2 separate regions of the Mus musculus genome follow, and region 2 is linked to region 1. Evidence: chromatin loops called from intact Hi-C (ENCODE). Cell type or tissue: left cerebral cortex. All regions are shown on one strand.

Evidence for each region. Hi-C counts contacts between places; a loop is a spot of excess contacts. Peaks named below come from ENCODE experiments on the same cell type or tissue, not always from the same donor. Only the 100,000 strongest peaks of a DNase experiment are listed, where the experiment ranks them.
Region 2: it touches region 1 in a loop (3-fold over the local background); 2 of 42 quality-filtered maps call a loop at or near these places.

What each region holds. Positions count from the first base shown.
Region 1 is chr3:56,361,222-56,363,721 of GRCm38, reverse strand. No RefSeq gene overlaps it. Among named protein-coding and RNA genes, the nearest start is that of Gm40054, 4.9 kb to the right of the region's middle. In left cerebral cortex, no CTCF peak of the experiment used is centred here; DNase peaks (open chromatin) are centred at 969 and 1,474; H3K27ac peaks cover 1,031 bases.
Region 2 is chr3:56,787,197-56,789,696 of GRCm38, reverse strand. No RefSeq gene overlaps it. Among named protein-coding and RNA genes, the nearest start is that of Gm32237, 90 kb to the right of the region's middle. In left cerebral cortex, no CTCF peak of the experiment used is centred here; DNase peaks (open chromatin) are centred at 353 and 1,027; H3K27ac peaks cover 1,188 bases.

The DNA.
Region 1 (2,500 bases):
TCCAAACACACTTGTACAACAAGAATTATCCATATAAACAAACTTCTTCAGATATTAAACTAAGTCCATGGACAAATATTAGACAAAAATTTCAATCATAGCAAAAAAAAAAAAGGAAAAAAAATGACGTATGTGGAGAAAACATGAGGCCAAAGGATCATTTCTGGTTGAGCTAAGGCTCCCTAAAGCTTTGCTGACAAGCAGGAGTTATCCCCAAAGACTTACCTGTAAGATGTCTATGAAGAAAGAATGCTCTTGAGGATGGCAACCAGGTACATCTTATTCCCTACTATTGACGTATTAACTTCATCACCATTAATGAACACATAAGGAAAGAGCTTCATCTATATAATCTCTCATCATGTCAACAACCATCCAGTAGGTAAAAATAGCTATACCTTTTCTCAGAATTATCTGGACTCTAAGAAGCATGCCTAAAGTTTTCAAGTTGATAAAGGTTGAGGCCAGTTCACAGATCAAACTAGGTGACCTGGATTTTTTTTTCCTTTCTCTGGATCCTGTCATTACACAAGAGAGAAGCATGAAGGTCACTGGCAGTCATCTGAATATCAGGCTTCATTGCCTCCTGTTTCATAGCCACTCTGAATGTGGAGAAGCAACATCTGGGTTAATTCCTAGGCAGCAACACCCAGGAGAGCTTTGAACAAAAGTTTAATTTTATGCAAAAATACTACAAGATCTCTTACAATAAAGACAGCCCCAAAAGGAGTCCATCTTAAAGTGAACACAGCAGCAAATTATATTCATATTTAAGGAAAGGGGTCTTGTAGAGATACCCTAAAATATGCCGCTGCATTTCTTTGGAATGTGTTCAGGAGGTGAAAATAACTGAAGAAATTGGCTCCCTCTTCTTATCACACAGTATTCCCAGCCATCTGCTGTGTGTGCTTATGAAGATGCTGTGCAGTGCTTAAAATTCTCATCCAAGAAAATGTGAATAACCAATTTACAACCTGTGAGGGAAAGGGGAGGGATTCGTCCTTCCCATCCCCAAGGCTCAGATTTAGAGTGAGCATGTGTAGTTGTGGGTGGCTATGCTGGTTGCTTTAAAGAAGATTAAATTGTACATAATGCCAAATAACAAAACAAAAGGGGAAAATGTGTGTGGGAGATGGGAGTGAGATGCTGAAATAATTTAATTACTGTCAGGTGGTTTTCAAGCTGTACTGGGGTGAGGGGAGCCTTGAATAGAATCTATTACCCAAAAACCAAATGAGCCTACAAACATCTCTATACTCATTTTTATTGCATGATACCAAATGGTTTTCAAAACATAAAAAATAAAAGTTGTGATACTACATGGAATAAAGAGAGTGGAGACCTTTGGGTAAGACCCTACCCAGCTAAGCTTCCAATTTGTGAAAAGGAATTGAAGAAAAGCTGAAGCACTGAAGGAAACCAGCAACAAGAGGAAGCTGATGCAAATGTGATGGAAAGAGGGGGCCAAGTTCCAGCCACAGCAAGCCGTAGAACTTGGCAACTTCAGCCAAGTGGTTCTGGTTTTAGAGTCAAGAACATAAGAAAGGGGTTATGGGATCTTCCTGTGTGACTAAGGAAAGCTGCAGAGGCTAGGCATGTGACAGGAGTGTCCCTGCTTGGAGAGCCAATAAAAACATTGTGTGAAACTATGGGGATGAATCCTGAATAATGCTAGTGACCCCAAGGTGTTAGAGATGTTAGGATAATGAGATATCTTCTAGGGAAAGCTGCAGATCGGTGTGGAACCAGCCTAAGAGAGAAAAGTATGCTGTAGTCAACAAAGCCATAGGAATTGAAGTCCTGAAAAATGCTTTAACACTGGACATGGAGAGACAGAATTTAGAATTTGCCCTGCTGTTTTTTAGTCTTTCTTTGGGCCAATATTTCCTCATTCTGTTCCCTTTTATCCCTTTGGAATAGTAATATGTTCTGTGCACTCATGAGTTAGAAGGCATCTTAGTCATGTTTCTCCAGAGTCACATAACCTATGGAATAAATTTATACATACACATATATACACATGCACACACATACATATACATCATATGTGTGTCTAATTCAGGTCCAGCAAGGGCAATCGCTTCTACCTGTAATGTAATTACTAGCTGTGTCTTACACAATACTGACCATGGGTACACCATCTTGTCTCTAAAAATCCCAGGGTTCAAATAGAGACTGGAAACTTAGCACCAATCTGTGTGGGACCCCCAAGATTTTGAAAGAGGGTACTCACTCTACTGTAGTTCGATGTTTTAGGACTGAAATGTCACCCAAAGACCATGTAGCAAAAGCTTGATTGCTAAACTATGGTGCTACTAGGAGATGCTGCAACTTTTACAAGGTTCAGTCTAGTGGAAAGACATTAGATCTCTAGGAGGACATGAAGTCTCTCTGTCTCTGTCTCTCTACCCCTTTTGCTCCTGATCTCCCTCTTTCTGTTTCCTGGCTGTCATGGAGTGGGCAGCATTTCTCTGTTCCACACTCCCCACTATGATGACCC
Region 2 (2,500 bases), 430 kb before region 1:
AAAGCTAGTTTACAAAGAGAACAAAAATGAACCAGTATACAAGCTGACATTGACACTTATGTGTGTTGAAGCTGGTTGAAATATAAAGGGTTGGTGAAAACACTTCAGAGACTTTGCACATAGGTGGCACTTTATATTAATTTCTTTGTTCTTCCAAGGTTACATTTCTTACAGATTGTCTCAATCTCTTTACTCCTCGAGTAGACTGGCACTAGACATTCTGCAGTCTCACCAGCACCTTGGACAGCACCAACCACCCATGAATGGCTTAACAAAATTCCAGCACAGATTGAATTATTTCAGGATTTTTGCAGCTCTTCTCTGTGTTAAGCTTTAGTCAGAAAACTGCATTTTTATTGAATTTCTCCAGTTAAAATATGGCAGTAACTCGCCAAAATATGAAGAGGAACAGTCTGGCTGACTGTTTATAGCAACACTCCGGGAATAATTCCTTGTCAGATCTTGATGAGCTCTATCTGCTCTGAGATGTAAGGAGAAGGATAAAAGGTGTGAGTTACAGAACTGAGCCAGGTAATTATGCTTGCTGGAGAGAACAGCAGATGGAAGAAAACAGTATAAAAATATAATAAGAACCATAATCATTGTTCTTTACAGAATGTAAAATCTATTTAGAGAAAGGGACAACTGAAGCAAGCAAACATGGGGAAGTCACACATTCCCTCCAATAACAGAGCTATTTTGACAATGATGAAAGGCGTTACCATCATTACCAACAAAACATAATTAAGCCTCATTATACCTTATTTTTGTTTAGCTATCCCAAGAGAAGGGTTTTAGTTCAAATCTCCTTGACAAATTCATTCCCACCTAGCTGATTTGAAAATGTATTTTAATGTCAGAATCAGGAGATAGGGCAGAAATCAGTATGAATATATATACCAGTGGATATGACCTACTGAGAAATATGTCATATATACCATAAAAATAGCATCTGAACATAGTTCCCTGTCTCTTTAACACATGTGACATTTTTCACTCAGACTGAATATGCGTGGAGACCAGGGAGTTGCTGGAAATGTGACTTCAGGCAGACAGATGCTGAAGAACCAAGCACAGGAGTCTACTTGGCCCTTTGACTTTTGCTGTCTTTGCTTGTTCTGCATCTCCAGGATGAAAGTGGTAGCCACCTCTTATTCATTTCTTTCAATTGTCATTGTTCATGGTAATTTTAATTTATTTATATCTGAAAGGTAATGATTTTTTTAATTAAGGATGACATTGGTAAATAAAAAACAAGATTCCTTTATTATCTGAAGAGAAAGAGCTGTCTAAAGAAGACCTCAGAAAGGCAAAGGCTAAATACTTTATAAACTCTCATCCAAGGAAACCAGAATTCCTGTGGATGAAGGGGAATAAAGTATTTTAAAACAAGGCCTTCACTGGTTCTGAGAAATTACTCAGTGGGTATAGCTTTTTGTGGGATACTCACATGGGAGAAAGGAAAGAACCAACTCTCACATGTTATCTTTTGACCTCTACCTGTGTGCCAAGGCATGTGTACAAAAGAATACACATGAAAATAGATGATAGATGATAGATAGATAGATAGATAGATAGATAGATAGATAGATAGTCAGACTAACAAGTAAACAAATACAAATAAAAATTTTAAGTTTTTTTCTTTTTTTCTTAGGTATTTTCTTCATTTACATTTCAAATGCTGTCCCTGAAGTCCCCTATACTCTCCCTCCTCCCTGATCCCCAACTCACCCACTCCTGCTTCCTGGCCCTGGCATTTCCATCTATTTGAGCACATAACCTTCACAGGTCCAAAGGCCTCTTCTCCCATTGATGGCCGACTAGGCCATCCTCTGCTACATATGCAACTAGAGACACAGCTCGGAGTTAATGGTTAGTTCATACTGTTGTTCCTCCTATAAGTTGTTTTAAAAAACTGAATATATCTGTTTAATGGTTCCTGGTTCTAGTCTTACTAACAGAGCATGCTTATATCAGACAAGGAATGATCATTACAGTTTAATATGAAAATCTGTGGGGAATGTTATCATATGAAGAATAGAGAAAAAAAAACGGGAGGTGGGAAAGTAGTATACAAAGAGGGAAGGGGGATGAATGGCTAAAGGGTAGGAAGAAGACAGAAGATTCCTAAAAAAAAAAAAAAAAAAGACTTTGAAATTCATATGCCTTCATTGATATGTTTAAATCTACAAGCAAGAACTGAAGACAAAAATGACTGAATTCATTCTGTCAATCACTTCAATGCATGTAACAGGGTTTTTCTCCCATATCTTGCCATTATAACAGCAAAGATGAGAAAAGATATAGAGACAGAATACAGTTTCAGAGCTTCATTCATGGGTCTTGTGTCTGATCCTTTGTTATTTTCTGTCTTTGCTTTCTCCCTTATACATCTATGATATAATAATCATATTCTACTCACACCCTAAGCACTCTATGTACAAGATTAGAGCAAAGAGATTAAGAGCAACAATGCATACCTCAACAGGAAATGGACTCT